2 separate regions of the Homo sapiens genome follow, and region 2 is linked to region 1. A link is an interaction called in ENCODE POLR2A ChIA-PET data of the cell type or tissue named here. Cell type or tissue: A673. All regions are shown on one strand. Each heading gives the region's core, and the rest is flanking DNA. Links, peaks and the distances in the headings are about the cores only.

Region 1 (8,851 bases), core at 269-8,268:
AGAGAGAGGGAGGGAGGGAAGGGGAGAGAGAGATGAAAGGAGGGAGGGAGAAGGGGGAAAGAGAATGAGAGAGAGATGGAGAGAGATGGAGAGAGAGATTGACAGAGATGGAGAGAGATGGAGAGATGAAGACAGAGACGGAGATAGAGAGATGGAGAGATGGAGAGAGAGATGGAGAGATGGAGAGAGAGAAGAAGAGAGAGATGGAGATAGATGGAGAGATGCAGAGGCAGATAGAGAGATGGAGAGAGAGATGAAGAGAGAGATGGAGATAGAGAGATGGAGAGATAGATGGAGAAATGGAGAGATGGAGAGATGGAGAGAGATGAGACAGAGATGGAGAGAGAGATGGAAAGAGGGAGAGAGAGATGGAGGGAGGGAGGGAGAGAGAAAGAGAGGGAGATGGAGAGAGGGAGAGAGAGATAAAGAGAGGGAGGGGGAGAGAGAGGGAGGGAGGGAAGGGGAGAGAGAGATGAAAGGAGGGAGGGAGAAGGGGAGAGAGAATGAGAGATGGAGAGAGAGGAAGAGACATGGAGACAGGGAGGGAGGGAGGGAGAGAGAGAGATGGAGGGAGGGAGAGAGGGATGGAGGGAGGGAGAGAGAGAAGGGAGGAGAGAGAGATGGAGGGAGGGAGAGAGGGATGGAGGGAGGGAGGGGGAAGAAGGAAAGAGGGAGAGGGAGAAAGGGAGAGAGGGAGGAAGAGAGAGAGAGGGATAGAGAGAAGAGACAGAAAGGGAGAGAGAGGGAGGAAGAGAAAGAAACAGAGAGACATCACGGAAAAAGACAGAGATGAGAGGCAGAGAAACAGACATGAACAGAGAGGCAGGGAAAGACAGAGACACACAAAGACATGCAGAAAGAGTGAAAGAGAGAGATAGAGGGGAGAGAGACAGAGACAAAGATACAGAGACAAGGAGAGACAGCAAGATTTAGAGGGAAACAGTGATAGAGAAAGACAGAGATACAGAGATAATGAGACAGAGAGGGAGAGAGTTAGGGAGAGAGAGAGACAGTGAGAAAGACAGATGGGAAAGACAAGCCACCCAGCCGTGCACAGTCAACGGGGTGGGCTGTGGACCGTCCACTGTGTAGCACAGCCTATGCCCCCACCAGAGACACCCGATTGACCAGCCACATTTTCCACTCTGAGAACTGAGGCCCAAGAGGGTCAGCCCAGTGATCAAAACTGCAGCAGCTGCTGCGCTGGGCCAGCACCTGGATCTTCGTGAGGATCCTCCATCTGCACCACACCCCCAACCCCGGTTCCTGTCCCCCCGTACCAAGGACAGAAGGCCCAGGTCTACACGTCTTTTTTTGTTTTTTAGATGGAGTTTCACTCTTGATGCCTAGGCTGGAGTGCAATGGTGCGATCTCAGCTCACCGCACCCTCCACCTCCCAGGTTCAAACAATTCTCCTGCCTCAGCCTCCCAAGTAGCTGGGATTACAGGCACCTGCTGCCACGCCCGGCTAATTTTGTATTTTCAGTAGAGATGGGGTTTCGCCATGTTGGCCAGGCTGGTCTCAAACTCCTGACCTCAGGTGATCCACTTGCCTCGGCCTCCCAGAGTGCTGGGATTACAGGTGTGAGCCACCACACCCGGCCTGGTCTACAAGTCTTTACCCACTCCATGCCTCAGTTTCCCTAGCTGAAAAACCAACAAGCCAGATTAGGGCAGCCTCTCAATGCTGTCACTCACAGACCACCCTTCTCGTTTTATCTGTGTCCAAGTATTAGTGAAGATTTTTCTTTGGATCAAACTGTTTGTTTTAAAAGACTTAGATATATTTAAAGAGAAAAGAATAACGCCTCCCCCGCACTACAGTCTGCCGTGAATTGAGGGCAGGTCCAAAGATAAATGCAACAAAAACCTCCTCAACCTTATCATAGTCTAACCAAACATCAAGCCTGAAGCCTGCTCTGTTTGTAAAAAAAGAAAAGCAAGAATTAGAGAGGTGTTAAAGACAGGTTAAGAGCATCCAAGAGCTGCAGGTGAAGAGCAAGTGATCTAACACAGGTGTAATTGGAATCCCACAGGAGAAGGAAGACTAGGGCAGCTGATTGTTTTCAGAGAATAGCCAATAATTTTCACAGATCCATGAGGCTCAGAAAACACCAAACAGAATAAATATCCTCTAAGAGACATACCCAGACATATATTCAAAATGCAGAAAATTGGCTGGGCGTGGTGGCTCACGCCTGTAATCCCAGCACTTTGGGAGGCTGAGGCAGGCAGATCACGAGGTTAGGAGATCGAGACCATCCTGGCTAACACAGGGAAGGTCTTGCCAGCCTTATAGGTCACAGGGAGGCTTTGACCCAGAGGAAGGTGGGAGCCTTGGAGTGCTGTAGGCAGAGGAGGGACAGGCCCTAACTCGGGTGCTCACAGCCCCCCTCTGGTGGCTGCTGCAGGGAGGACAGACTGTGTGGCAGAGGGTGGAGCCTAGGACCAAGGCAGAGGCAACTGCGCCAGGTCCAGGTGGGCAACGATGGGGCTGGACCCAGGCAGAGGAACAGGAAGAAGTGAGCGTTTGAGGATGGAATAGTGAGGGCAGGGGCGACAGGACCTGCTGATAGATTGGAGTTGAGCAAGAAACAAAAGATCCAGGATAGCGTTGATATTCGGCTCCAGCACCCGGAAGAATGGAACTGCCGGGCCGGGCGCGGTGGCTCACGCCTATAATCCCAGCACTTTGGGCGGCCGAGGCAGGCGGATCACGAGGTCAGGAGATCGAGACCATCCTGGCTAACACGGTGAAACCCCGTCTCTACTAAAAATACAAAAAATTAGCCAGGCGTGGTGGCAGGCACCTGTAGTCCCAGCTACTCGGGAGGCTGAGGCAGGAGAATGGTGTGAACCCGGGAGGCGGAGCTTGCAGTGAGCCGAGATCGCGCCACTGCACTCTAGCCTGGGCGACAGAGCGAGACTCCGTCTCAAAAAAAAAAAAAAAAAGAATGGAACTGCCATCAGCTGAGATGCAGACGACGAGGGAGGAGCAGGATTGGGGACCAAGGACAGAGTGTTGTCCTGACTAGCAACCCCTTAGCTGTCAGAGATTAGGGCTGAGTTCATTTGAGGCTTTGATGGAGGACAGACAGGCAGAGAAAGCTCAGACCCTTGTCCCCAGTCATCCTGCATGGGAGCCCCTGCGACCAGAGCCGGGAGCTGTCCGCGACCCCCGGTGCTGAAGCTCCCATTCTAAGCAGGAACTCCGGAGCCCCCGCTGGAGTAAAGTGTCTGACATGTAGTGAACGCTCAAAACGTATCCCTGAATTTCACCCAAGGTGGCAAAGCGATTTCAGCGTCATCGTACTGCGCTGGTTTCTATGTCCCGCACGCCCCAACCTGTACTTTACGGATATGCAAACTGAGACCATGAGAGGTTGCTGCACCTTTAAAAATCACGCAATGCATCACTTTATTATTATTATTATTTTTTTTGAGACGGAGTCTGGCTCTGTGGCCCAGGCTGGAGTGCAGTGGCACGATCTCCACTCACTGCCACCTCCGCCTTCTGGATTCAAGCGATCCTCCTGCCTCAGCCTCCTGAGTAGTTGGGATTACAGGCACTCGCCACCACACCCGGCTAATTTTTGTATTTTTAGTAGAGACGGGGTTTCACCATATTGGCCAGGCTGATCTTGAACTCCTGACCTCGGGTGATCTGCCCTCCGCGGCTTCCCAAAGTGCTGGGATTACAGGCATGAGCCACGGCGCCCGGCTACGTAATGCATCACTCTTGACGTCACAATCAGCTAGGCTCTGAAGACAAATCCGAGTTCAGGCTGTGGATTGGCTGATCCCTCATGAATATGTAGATTACTCTCACCCTTCACCTCGCTCTGGTAGGTTCAGAAAAGTGAGGGGGTGGAGAGGAGGCGGGGCTGGGGGCGGGGCTGGAAACTGTTCCTGTGAGGGTTGGGGCAAGTAGTGGGGCGGGGCCAGGGACTATGGACGTGGTCAGAATTTTTGTACATTTCGTTCCCTGCCTTCTCCCCAGTACCTTTCTACAACAGCTCCTAGTACCCAGTAGGTGCTTCATAAATGTTTATTGACTCTGGATTCCAGTAGGAGTGATGCCTGAGAGTTCACTTTTCTGACCGGGGAGAAGGTCCTATTTTGCCTATAATGTGATAGTATCATTGGTATCATTCATCTTGATCTGCCCAGTTCTGGATGTTTGCATAATAACCTGAGCCCAGGCCGGGCGTGGTGGCTCACGCCTGTAATCCCAGCACTTTGGGAGGCCGAGGCGGTTGGATCAGGAAGGCCGAGGCGGGCGGATCAAGAGGTCAGGGATTCGAGACCAGCCTGACCAATATGGTGAAACCCTGTCTCTATTAAAAATACAAAAATTAGCCGGGTGTGGTGGCGCGCACCTGTAATCCCAGCTACTCGGGAGGCTGAGGCAGCAGAATCTCTTGAACCTGGGAGGCGGAGGTTGCAGTGAACTGAGATCGCGCCACTGCACTCCAGCCTGGGTGACAGAGTGAGACTCCGTCTCAAACAACCAACCAAAAATTATGTGTATACACACACACACACACATACACACGTATATATACATATATACACACATATACATTATATGTATATACACACATATGTATGTGTATATATATATATACACACACACACACACACACACATATATATATATATATCTCATGAGCCCCGTCTTACAGATGAGGAAACTGAAGCTTGGAGAGAGAATGCAAGGCTTAAGGGCATGCATGTCTTAAGTCAATCAGCAAATATTGAGGACCCAGAGGTGAGGAACTCCAGCTCCCTTGGTCGGGACTCAGCTCCTATTTGGCCCTCAGTTTTACCCCCACACATCCTGCTTCAGTCCTCTGTGTGGTTTCGAGGCCACAGTTGAGGGGCTCTCTGTTTTCTAACTCGGACCTAGGTAATTCCTACTTTTTTTTTTTTTTTTTTTTTTTTTTTTTAGACGGCGTTTCACTCTTGTCGCCCAGGCTGGAGTGCAGTGGCGCAATCTCGGCTCACCGCAACCTCCGCCTCCCAGGTTCAAGCGATTCTCCGGCCTCAGCCTCCTTAGTAGCTGGGATTACAGGCATGCACCACCACACCCGACTAATTTTGTATTTTCAGTAGAGACGGGGTTTCTCCATGTTGGTCTGGCTAGTCTCGAACTCCCGTCCTCAGGTGATCCACTCACCTCGGCCTCCCGAAGTGCTGGGATTACAGGCGTGAGCCACCGCGCCCGGCCAGTAATTCCTACTTCTACCCCCACCTTTGCTAACGCCATGCCCTGGGCCTAGCAGGTCACGGGTGTCTCCATCCCAACCCAGCATCTCCGACCTCCAGGGTGGGAACAGAGTGTTCCAGGCTAGGGAAACCGCACGTGCAAAGGCCTGGCAGCCAAACCACATTCAGTTACTGGAGAGAAAAGGGGAGGAGGAGCGGGGCCGACCTTGCAGGCTAGAAAGTTTGCACGGGGCAACTTTTGCGTCCCAGGAGAGAAGCCAGGGAGTCCCCTCACAGTCTCCCTCCGAGCTCAATAAATCTTGCACATTTCAAGCCAAGGCACAGAGCCTGAAAGAAGGCATGGGTTTTTGCTGCCCCCTGCTGGTCGCTGGAGCGAAAGCATCCGGAAAGTAATTTTAAAAAAAAGTCTCATTCTGTCGCCCAAGCTGGAGTGCAGTGGCGGGAACTCGGCTCACTGCAACCGCCGCCTCCCGGGTTCAAGCGATTCTCCTGCCTCAGCCTCTCGAGTAGCTGAGATTACAGGTGCGCACCACCACACCCGGCTAATTTTTGCATTTTTAGTAGAGTTGGAGGGGGGGGTTGCCATTTTGTCCAGGCTGGTCTCGAACTCCTGATCTCAAGTGATCCGCCCGCTTTGGCCTCCCAAAGTGCTGGGATTACAGGCGTGAGCCACCGCACCCAGCCGGAAAGTGAATTTTTAAGGGCTGATTTATTTTAAAGCTTCTGCAGTGCTTTCTCCGGGCCAGGAAGGACTTTATACATATTAACGCTTTGTGAGCTGGATTGGCCTCGTTTTCCAGAGAGAGAGAGAAAAACTGGTCCCCAGAGGATTCAGCTGCTGGCTCAAGGACACACAGCCATTCAATGTTATAAACCGGTTTCAAACCTGGGACAGTCTGGTTCTAAACTCAACCATTGTGTTTTTAGTGCATTTATTAATGGTAAGCAGGTATCATGTGCTAGGCAACAGGGAACAGAAAAACAAAATTCAGCCAGGTGTAAGGGCTCATGCCTGTAATCCCAGCACTTTGGGAGGCCAAGGCAGGAGGATCGCTTGAGCCCAGGAGTTTGAGACCAGCCTGGGCAACATAACTAGTCCCCGTCTCTACAAAAAATACTGAAAAAAATTAGCCAGGTGTGATGGTATGCATCTGTAGTCCCAGGTACTTGGGAGGCTGAAGCAGGAAGATTGCTTGAGCCCCGGAGTTGGAGACTTCAGTGAGCTATGATTGTGCCACTGCATTCCAGCCTGAGTGACAGAGGGAGACCCTGTCTCAACATAAAAACAGGCTGGGCGTGGCGGCTCAAGCCTGTAATTCCAGCATTTGGGAGGCTGAGGCGGGTGGATCAGCTGAGGTCAGGGGTTCGAGACCAATCTGGCCAACATGGGGAAACTCCATCTCTACTAAAAATACACACACACACACACACACACACACACACACACACATACACACACAAAAATTAGCTGGGCATGGTGACCCATGCCTGTATTTTCAGCTACTCGGGAGGCTTAGGCAGCAGAATTGCTTGAACCCAACAGGTGGAGGTGGCAGTGAACTGATACCGCACCACTGCACTCCAGCCTGGGTGACAGAGTGAGACTCTCTTTCAAAATAAGTAAATAATTAAAAAAAAAAAACCCCATAACATTAAAACAAAGCCAAACACACTTACTGTGCACTCATACCATCCTGTCATGAAACCCGCCAGGTTATGTTGGGTAGACAGACATCAAACAAGCCAGCGCATACATAAGCAGGGGGTTATAACTGTGATCCCTGCAGTGAATGAGAAGGGAGGGGAACCGAGGCAGGAGTTAACGGGTCGCAGTTTCAAATCCTGGCTCCACCACATACCAACTGTGTGGCCTTGGGTTTTCCTCTCCACAAACCTGCCCCTCCGTTTTCTCATCGGCAAAGTGAGAATTATAATAGAAACCTACGTTGTTGGTTGGTTGTGGTGAGGACAAAAAGAGTTGATCACAAGCTGCACATAGCAGGTGCTCAATAGACGTAAGGCTTTACTGTGTGGCTGTAGCATGCTCTGGGGAAAAGGAAGCTACCAGAGTTGTGAAGAGTAAATGTTTGCAGTGGGCACAGTGGCTCACGCCTGTAATCCCAGCACTTTGGGAGGCCCAGCGGGGAGGCTTGCTTGAGCCCAGGAGTTCGAGACCAGCCTGGGCAATAGAGTGAGACCCCGCCACTCCAAAAAGTAAAATAATAAACTGGGCATGGTGACGCACACATTTGTAGACCCAGCTACTCAGAGGGATCTCTTGAGCCCAGGATTTCAAGACTGGACTGAGCTAGGATGGTGCCACTGCACTTCAGCCTGGGCAACAGAGCGAGACCCTGTCTCAAAACAAACAAACAAAAAGTCAGTGCAGTCTCTCTCTCTCTGTCTCTCTCTTTTGGATCACACTCCAGGAAAAACCAGCCACCATGTTGTAAGGATGCTCAAGTAGCACTATGGAGATTCACACGTGGCAAAGAGCTGAGGCCTCCCACCAACAGCCACATGAGGGAGCCAGAGTAGGAGTGGCTCCTCCAGCCCCAGTCGAACCTTCAGATGTGACAGACTTGGCTGCTGACAGTTTGCAATCTCATGAGACCCTGAGCCAGAACCACCCAGCTAAATCAGTCCTGGACTCCTGATCAACAGAAATGGTGTAGGTCAGATAATAATGTATGTTTTAAGCTGACAGACTGGGGGATGGGTAAATTGTTATGCAGCAACACCTAACTAATGCACCCTGCATGTCACTTAGCCTATGCCTCAGATGAGCACTTATAGCATAGCTAGTGTTCCTCTGTCCTAAGCACATCCTTGCTCATTCTTAAGGAGACACTCAGTGGCGGAATTGGTGTATTTTATTTTTATTTTTTAATATTTATTTATTTATTTGAGATGGAGTCTTGCTCTGTTGTCCAGGCTGGAGTGCAATGGCACAATCTTGGCTCAATGCAAACTCCACCTCACAGGTGCAAGAGATTCTCCTGCCTCAGCCTCCCAAGTAGCTGGGATTACAGGTGCCCACCACCATGCCTGGCTTACTTATTTATTTATTTTTTGAGATGGAGTCTTGCTGTGTCACCCAGGCTGAAGTGCAGTGGCATGATCTCAGCTCACTGCAAGCTCCGCCTCCCAGGTTCACGCCATTCTCCTGCCTCAGCCTCCCGAGTAGCTGGGACTACAGTCACCTGCCACCACGCCCGGCCAATTTTTGTATTTTTGGTAGAGACAGGGTTTCACCGTGTTAGCCAGGATGGTCGCGATCTCCTGACCTCATGATCCACCCGTGTCAGCCTCCCAAAGTGCTGGGATTACAGGTGTGAGCCACCGTGCCCAGCTAATTTTTATATTTTTAATAGAGATGGGGTTTCACCATGTTTGGCCAGACTGGTCTCGAACCTCCTGACCTCAAGTGATCTGCCTGCCTTGGCCTCCCAAAGTGCTGGGATTACAGGCGTGAGCCACTGTGCCCAGAATTGGTGTATTTTTAAGGGTGCACATTCTAAATGTTTAACAACATTGGGTTAAATTTTAAAAGCTTAAATTGGCCTATTTCAAACAATAACCTGAATTCTAATCTAATACATTTGATTTTGGGCCACTACAC
Region 2 (8,851 bases), core at 1-8,000, 280 kb after region 1:
AGGTTCTGAGGCTATTCCCGAACTTCTGATCTCAAGGTTCTGAGATAGACCTAAAGATTTTTTTTTTTTTTTTTTTTTTTTAAATTTTGAGACAAAGTTTCACTCTTGTTGCCCAGGCTGGAGTGCAATGACCTGATCTTGGCTCACTGCAACCTCTGCCTCCTGAGTGCAAGCGCCTCTCCTGCCTCAGCCTCCCGAGGAGCTGGGATTACAGGCGCCTGCTACCATGCCTGGCTAATATTTTGTATTTTTAGTAGAGACGGGGTTTCTCCATGTTGGCCAGGCTGGTCTTGAACTCCTGACCTCAGGTGATCCACCTGCCTCGGCCTCCCAAAGTGCTGGGATTACAGGAGTGAGCCACCTTGCCCGGCCAATAGACCCAAAGATTCTAAAATTGACTTTAGTGGTCCATGCTTAATCCTGAGATCCTGAGACTGGCCAGTGGTTTCTAAAGGGATGAGAGGGGTCCCAAACTTCTGAGCTTCATGGGCTCCTAGATTCTATCAGAATATTAGAATCAATGAGCAGAACCTTGTATTGGGACTTCCCGGTGGCTGGGAAGGAGAAGGGGGTGGGCTGGGAGTGTGGGGTGCCTGGGGTTGCCCACCCTGGCATGCTTTCCTGCATGTGTGGGGGTTCTGTTGGTTCTGATGTGGGCAGGAGGGGGCTTGTCTGCTGAAGCATGGCGTGGTCCCATGGGTCCACGCAATAGACCCCCCTTTATGGGGTGCGGGACACCCTGGGATCCCAGTTCCACCCTCCTGGTGGGAATAGGAGACACAGACTTCGCCAGACACACAGCACACCTGTAACTCAGGCAGAGGCAAAGTCCGTGGCCATTGTATGCCCGCCCCCTTCCCCACCCACACGCCTTCTCGTCTGCTCAGCCTCTTTGGGGCACCTGGGCCCAGACCCTCTCCAGATGAAATCCTTCCCTTGAGTGTGGCGTGCTGAGATCTCCACCTGGAGGCATCCCCAGCTGGTAGATCAGTCCTGGGAAGCGGAGGAGACCAAGAAAGGGGCCTTGCCTGGGACAGACGTGGGCCAAGCCGGGGCTGGAATCTGGGACTCCAGGCGGAGGCCCCTTTCCTTTGTTTCAGCTGAGCCCAGCACCTCTGAGTGTCTGCGTCTGAGTTGGGTGTCTGAGCGTCTGCCTCCTGCAAATCCCTGGCGGGTGTGCGTCTGGCGGGTGGTGTATCTGTGACTCGTAGGACCTCAGCCCTGGTCTTCCCAGCTCCAGGCCACCCTGGGCCTCGCTCAGCTGAGCACGCAGCCTGGTGGGGCTCTGAATCCCACCTCGGCCCATGCCATGCTAGCCTGAGTTCCCTCTGTGCACCTGCGGGCGTCACCTCCCCAACCCTTCGGCTTTGCCAACACCTGGTCCGCCTGGGAGTCCAGAGCTGGGTTGCAAATCTCTACCCCGCTCCAAGCTTCCTCTCATTGCTTCCTGCCAGGCGGAGATTGTGAAGCGTCTGAGCGGTATCTGCGCTCAGATTATCCCCTTCCTGACCCAGGAGGTGAGTGGGCCTGGGGGTGGGGGGAGGAGGGGAAGGGAGCCGGAAGAAGACGGGAGGGGGTAGGTCTGGGCGAGGACGCCCCAGGCACTGATTCTGCCGCGTAGCCTGCAGCACGGATAGAGACCATTTTCACTGCAGTAGTCCCGCAGCCCTGAGGCCAGGCATCCCGCTGGGGCAGGGGCTGCAGGGATGGAGGGAGGTGTTGGCTGAGGGTGAGGACTGGGGGCTGTTTTCCCCCTTGATGGGAAGCAAGGCATAGAGCTGACCCCCTCAAGCCCTGCAAGTTGGCTGCCTGGGTCTGAATCCTGGCTGTGTGGCCTCAGGCAGGACACTTGTCTCTGTTTTTTCAGTAGCGTAGGTGTGAAGTTGAGATGAGCTCATACACCCAGGGTGCTGGAGATGATGGGTACGCTTACTCAGCACCTGATGAAAGTTAACCCTACCGTCTTGCTAGAAGAAGTCACTGAGGGACAAACACTGGGTGATCCACTCCTAGGAGGTCCCAGGGTCGTCAGGTTCACTGAGACAGAAAGCAGAATGGGGGGTGCCAGGGGTTGGGGAGGGGACGGGGAGTGAGAGTTTTATGGGGACAGAAATTCAGTTTGGGAAGATGGGAAAATTCTGGAGATGGTGCTGGGGATGGCTGCACAACCGTGTGTGTGCTTTATGCTGCTGAGCTGTGCACTTACAAATGGTTAAAATGGACTGTAATTCGGCCAGGTGCGGTGGCTCCTGCCTGTAATCCCAGCATTTTGGGAGGCTGAGGCAGGTGGATCACCAGAGGTCAGGAGTTCGAGACCAGCCTGTCCAACATGGTGAAACCCTGTCTCTGCTAAAACTTAAAAAAAAAAATTAGCCGGGCATGGTGGTGTTTGCCTGTAATCCCAGCTACTCGGGAGGCTGAGGCAGGAGAATAGAATTGCTTGAACTCAGGAGGCGGGGGTTGCAGTGAGCAGAGATTGCGCCGCTGCACTCCAGCCTGGGTGAGAGAGTTAGACTCCATCTCAAAAAAAAAAAAAAAAAAAGTTAGCTCTTCTGAGAGTGCCCCAGGTTCCTTTCATCCTCAGTACCTTTGCACAGTCCCTGTTTCTTTTTTCTTTTTCTTTTCTTTTGTGTGTGTGTGTGTGTGTGATGGATTCTTGCTCTGTTACCCAGGCTGGAGTGCAGTGGCATGATCTTGGCTGACTGCAACCTCCACCTCCTGGGTGCAAGCGATTCTCATGCCTCAGCCTCCTGAGTAGCTGGGATTACAGGCGTGCACCACCACGCCCGGCTAATTTTTGTATTTTTAGTAGAGACGGGTCTCCCTATGTTGCCCGGGCTGGTCTCGAACCCCCGGACTCAAGCAATCCGCCCGTGTCAGGCTCCGAGTGTTGGGTTTACAGGTGTGAGCCACTGTACCCAGCCTGCACTGTCCCTGTTTCTGTGTGGTACGTTCTCTCTTCAGAGAGACGTGAAAGATAGTTCTACTTCAGAGTGGATACACTGGGAGGATCCTTGATGCCTTGAGGACCAAACCCAGAGGGGAGATGCTCAGTTTGTTCAGATTCCACTGAGTCTGAGATTTCTGGAAGCTTGGGGTGGGGAGAGGTCCTGTGTAGACACAGAACATAAAGAGCATCTGCAGCGGAAAGTGGGGACGAGGTGGTCTAGAGAAAGGCAAGAGCCGCAAGAAGTTTAGGTAGGCCGAGCCCAGTGGCTCACGCCTGTAATCCCAGCACTTTGGGAGGCCAAGGCGTGCGGGTCATGAGGTCAGGAGTTTGAGACCCACCTGGCCAGTATGGTGAAACCTCATTTCTACTAAAAATACAAAAATTAGCTGGGCTAGTCCCAGCTACTCGGGAGGCTGAGGCAGGAGAATTGCTTGAACCCGGGGGGTGGAGGTTGCAGTGAGCCGAGTTCGCACCATTGCACTCCAGCCTGGGCAACACAGCGAGATTCTGTCTCAAAAAAAAAAAAAAAAGATTAGGTAAAATGACTGTTGAAAGGAATGAGTAAGGCACACATTTCCAGGAATTAGCAAACTGCAGCTCGAGGGCCAGCTCCACCCCTCCACTTGTTTTTGCAAATAAAGTTTTATTGACATAGCCACGCCCACTCATGTACATATCATTTCCAGCAGCTTTCCCATTACAGTGACAGAGTTTGGTAGTTGCAACAGAGACCTCTGGCCTGCAGAGGGAAAATGTTTTCACTCTCTGGCCCTTTCTAGAAAGTCTTCCAACCCATCCTACACACACCCACACACAGGTGCACCCCCATGGGAGCTCTGTATCCGCATCCTGATACCTCCTTGGTGGAGACAGCCCAGATGTCTGTCTTCAGGAGCGTGTATACACAAGCAGCCTCAGAGTGCATACAGTGGAATATACTACTGTTCCGCTATCCTACACGGCAGTCACCAGCCCCGTGTGATCATTTACACTTAGGTTAACTATTAATAATATTTAAATCTATTATTTTTTTCCTTAAAAAAATTTTTTTTTTTTTTGAGACAGAGTCTTGCTCTGTCGCCCGGGCTGGAGTGCAATGGCACGATCTCAGCTCACTGCAATCTCTGCCTCCTGGGTTCAAGCGATTCTTCCACCTCAGCCTCCCGAGTAGTTGGGATTACAGGCACCCACCATCATGCCGGCTAGTTTTTGTATTTTTGTAGATGGGGTGGGGGGGTGGTTTCACCATGTTGGCCAGGCTGGTCTTGAACTACTGACCTCAGGTGATCCATCTGGCTCGGCCTCCCAAAATGCTGGGATTACACGCGTGAGCCACCGCACCTGGCCTAAAAAAATTTTTTTTTACAAAAATTAGCTGGGTGTGGTGGCAGGTGCCTGTAATCCCAGCTACTCGGGAGGCTGAGGCAGGAGAATTGCTTGAACCTGGGAGGCGGAGGTTAGCGTGAACCGAGATCACGCCACTGCATTCCAGCCTGTGCGACAGAGTGAGACTCCGGCTTAAATAAGTATATATGTATAATGTAACAGAGAGGGAGTCTCACCATGTTGCCCAGGCTGGTCTCAAACTCCTGGACTAGCGTAATCCTCCCACTCCAGCATCCTAAAGTACTGGGATTACAGGCATGAGCCACTGCGCCCGACCTGAAATCTATTAAGTTAATTTTATATTTAAATTTATATTTAGGCTGGGCGCAGTGGCTCACACCTGTAATACCAGCACTTTGGGAGGCTGAGGGGGGCAAATCACTTGAGATCAGGAGTTCAAGACCAGCCTGGTCAACATGGTGAAACCCCGTCTCTACTAAAAGTATGAAAATTAGTTGGGTGTGGTGGTGCGCACCTGTAATCTCACCTACTTGGGAGGCTGAGGCAGGAGAATTGTTTGAACCTGGGAGGCGGAGGTTGCAGTGAGCCAAGAGCATGCCATTGCACTCCAGCCTGGGCAACAGAGTGAGACTACGTCTCAAAAAAGTAAAAATAAAAATAAGCCTATTAAATTTATTTTATATTTAAACTTGTATTCACTTAAATTTAATAAAATTAATCATTCTATTCATCAGTTGCACCAGCCACATGTCAAATGCCTGGTGGCCACACACATGGCCAGTGGCTTCTGTGTGGAACAGCAAAAATACAACATTTTCTTTCTTTCTTTTTTTTTTGAGACTGAGTCTCGCTCTGTCACCCAGGCGGGAGTGCATGGCACGATCTTGGCTCACTGCAATCTCTAACTCCCGGGTTCAAGTGTTTCTCCTGCCCCAGCCTCCCGAGTAGCTGGGATTACAGGTGCATGCCACCATGCCTGACTAATTTTTGTATTTTTAGTAGAGATGGGGTTTCACCATCTTGGTCAGGTTGGTCTCGAACTCCTGATCTCGTGATCCACCTGCCTCAGCCTCCCAAAGTGCTGGGATTACAGGTGTGAGTCACCACGCTCAGCACCCCCCCCCCTTTTTTTTTTTTTTTTTTTTTTTTTTGAGACTGGGTCTCACTCTGTCTCCCAGGCTGGAGTGCAGTGGTGCAATCTTGGCTCACTGCAACCTGTGCCTCTTGGGTTCAAGTGATTCTCCTGTGTCAGCCTCACGAGTAGCTGGTATTATAGGCACCCGCCGCCACGTCTGGCTAATTTTTTTTGTATTTTTAGTAGAGATAGGGTTTCACCATGTTGGCCAGGCTGGTCTTGAACTCCTGACCTCAAGTGATCCACCTGCCTTGGCCTCCCAAAGTGCTGTGATTACAGGCATGAGCCGCCGCGCCCGGCTCAGATATAACATTTTCTCGCAGCAGAGTCCCACAGCTCTGAAAGCTGAATATGCTGCCGCCACCCACCACATCATGGAAGAAGCTTAAAATGTTATGCTGAGAGGCCAGATGCCAAAGAGAACTCAGAGAATGAGCCCACAACGTAGTTGAAAACGGACAAATCCACGCAGGTTTAGGAAGGCGATCGTAGGAGGCAGAATTATACAGAAAAACAAAGAAATTATTGTCATGAAGGTGGAGGAGGGAGGGTGTTCTGATGGCAGGGAGTGTAGGGGGCCCCTGGAGTCTGGTACTTTCTGTTCCTTAACCTAGGAGAAGGGTCCATGGTGCCGATTTATCACAGTGTTTTTTTTTTCTTGGGGGTAGTTTTACCACCAGGAGACGTCTGTGGTTGTCACAACTGGGGGTGCCCCTGGCATGGAGTGGGTGGAGGCCAGGGATGCTGCTCGGCTCCTTGTAGTGCCTGGAACAGCCCCGCCCCAGAGAACAATCCAGCCCCAGATGTCTTTGGTTCTTCGATGCTCCAAAGGAGAGACTGTGATTTGTAATATATATATATTTTTTCTTGAGACAGAGTCTCGCTCTGTCACCCAGGCTGGAATGCATTGGCACGATCTCGGCTCACTGCAACCTCCACCTCCCGGGTTCAAGCGATTCTCCTGCCTCAGCCTCCTGAGTAGCTGGGATTACAGGTGTTTCACCATGTTGGCCAGGCTGGTCTCGAACTCCTGGCCTCAGGTGATCTGCCCACCTCAGCCTTCCAAAGCGCTGGGATTCCAGGCGTGAGCCACCATGCCCGGCCTGATTTGTAACTATTCTACCTGCACTTAGGTTTGGTTTCTTTCTCCGTGTGCTTATTTCAAAATTCCAAAAGGAAAGGGAGAGAGTGAGAGGGAAAAAGATAAAAGAGAAATGGGAAGTACCGGGGCAAAGATGAGAGGGTGGCGGGGAGAGGTCAGGTCCCCAAGGGCACCGCTAGCATGAGCAGGGGCTCAATGTACCCTCTACCTGATCCCTTCCACCCGCCAGCATCAGCAGCAGGTGCTCCAGGCCGTAGAACGCGCCAAGCAGGTCACCGTGGGGGAGCTGAACAGCCTCATCGGGGTGAGTCTCTCTAGCCCCTGCCCCGCCATGGGGAGACGCCCACTCCCAGGTCCCTGGCACCCACCCAGGAGGTGTTAAAGCTGGGGTGGTGTGTGGGCCTTGGCTCCAGTGGTCCTGGGAACCCCAGGGGCACATGCTGTGCTTAGGTCCCATCCCCTGTGTCTACCTCTTGGGCTGGGGACCGCTGGGCTCCTGCCGCCCCCCGCCCCGGCCCATCCTGCCTCCTTTCTAGCAGCAGCAGCTCCAGCCGCTGTCCCACCACGCACCCCCTGTGCCCCTCACCCCCCGCCCAGCCGGGCTGGTGGGCGGCAGTGCTACGGGGCTGCTTGCTCTGTCTGGAGCCCTGGCTGCCCAGGCTCAGCTGGCGGCGGCTGTCAAGGAGGACCGTGCGGGCGTGGAGGCCGAGGGGTCCAGAGGTGAGTGGGCAGCACGGGGTGGCATTGGCTGGGGAGACGGGGCTGGGGAGGACGACTGGCAGTCCAGGGTAGCAAACATCAGCGTGAGGGGATGAAGTGGCTCATGCCTATAATCCCAACAATTTGGGAGGCCGAGGCGGGAGGATCGCTTGAGCCCAGGAGTTCATGACCAGCCTGGGCAACAGAGCGAGACCCCGTCTCTACAAAAATTTAAAAATTTGCTGGGTGGGATGGTGCACACCTGTATTCCCAGGTACTTAGGAGGCCGAGGCAGGAGGATCACTTGAGGCCGGGAGTTAGAGGCCAGCCCAAGCAACATAGCAAGACGCCATCTCTATGAAAAATTTAAAAATTAGTCAAGCACAGGCTGGGCATGGTGGCTTATGCCTGTAATCCCAGCACTTTGGGAGGCCGAGGTGGCTGGATCACCTGAGGCCAGGAGTTCGAGAGCAGCCTGGCCAACATGGGAAAACCCCATCTCTACTAAAAATACAAAAAAAATTAGGCAGGAGTGGTGGCGGGTGCCTGTAATCTCAGCTACTCGGGAGGCTGAGGCAGGAGAATCGCTTGAACCTGGGAGGCGGAGGTTGCAGTGAGCCAAGATTGTGCCACTGTACTCCAGCCTGAGTGAGAGAGTGAGACTCTGTCTCAAAAAAATTAAAATAAATAAATAAATAAATAAAAATAGATAGCCAGGCACGGTGGTTCACGCCTGTAATCCCAGCACTCTGGGAGACCGAGGCGGGCAGATCACCTGAGGTCAGGAGTTTGAGACCAGCCTGGTCAACGTGGTGAAACCTTGTCTCTACTAAAAATACAAAAATTAGCTGGGCATGGTGGTGGGTGCCTGTAATCTGAGCTACTCGGGAGGCTGAGGCAAGAGAATTGCTTGAACCTGGGAGGCAGAGGTTGCAGTGAGCCAAGTCCAGCCTGGGCGACAGAGTGAGACTCTGTCTCATTCATAAATAAATAAATAAATAAATAAATGCCAAGCATGGTGGCATGCCCCTGGAGTCCCAGCTACTCGGGAGGCTGAGATGGGACAATCACTTGAGCCCGGGAACTCGAGGCTGCAGTGAACTGTGACTGGGCCACTGCACTCCAGCCTGGGCAACAGAGCAAGACCCCAACTCGTAAAGTGTGAGGGGATCAATGAGAGCGGCTGCAAGGCCCTGGGGTTCAACATCACCCCCAATGGGCTGTGTGTCTTGAGGCAAGTCACTATCCCTCTCTGGGCATTGATCTGAATGCAGGGGAGGGATAATCCACCACTTGCAAGGGTGTTGGAAGGGTAGAGAGACTCTGAGTGGGGTGGTGGGGGCGGGGGGCTTTATAAACTGGAGGGCTGTACCCTCTGGCGCCGTGGATACAAACGCCTCATTCTTTCTCCTTCTTTCTCTTTATCCCATTCCCAATCTGTCAGTGGAGAGAGCCCCGAGCAGGGTAAGTGAGTGGCACCCTGGGACTCTTTTTATATTCTTGGGAGGCCAACGCTGGTTCTGAGCTGATGGGGGCCTCAGAATGAGACCTAGGTCGATCATGGTGGCTCACGCCTTTGATCCCAGCACTTTGGTAGGCAGAGGTAGGAGAATCATTT

What was found. Peaks named below come from ENCODE experiments on the same cell type or tissue, not always from the same donor. Only the 100,000 strongest peaks of a DNase experiment are listed, where the experiment ranks them.
Region 2: POLR2A ChIA-PET joins it to region 1 with 7 read pairs; 3 of 35 experiments call an interaction of 5 or more read pairs at or near these places.

What each region holds. Positions count from the first base shown.
Region 1 is chr19:3,301,843-3,310,693 of GRCh38, reverse strand. LOC105372244 (a long non-coding RNA gene) reads left to right here and starts at 3,792. Exons shown (of 3, transcript NR_187753.1): 1 at 3,792-3,845; 2 at 7,659-7,898. In A673, for the core only: CTCF peaks have their summits at 2,410 (motif pointing left), 5,590 (motif pointing left) and 7,745 (motif pointing right); DNase peaks (open chromatin) are centred at 2,403, 3,823, 5,563 and 7,743; H3K27me3 peaks cover 451 bases.
Region 2 is chr19:3,017,686-3,026,536 of GRCh38, reverse strand. TLE2 (TLE family member 2, transcriptional corepressor) reads left to right here. Exons shown (of 20, transcript NM_003260.5): 5 at 1,455-1,517; 6 at 6,764-6,838; 7 at 7,074-7,254; 8 at 8,678-8,697. Among named protein-coding and RNA genes, the nearest start is that of TLE2, 7.2 kb to the left of the region's middle. In A673, for the core only: no CTCF peak of the experiment used is centred there; a DNase peak (open chromatin) is centred at 3,607.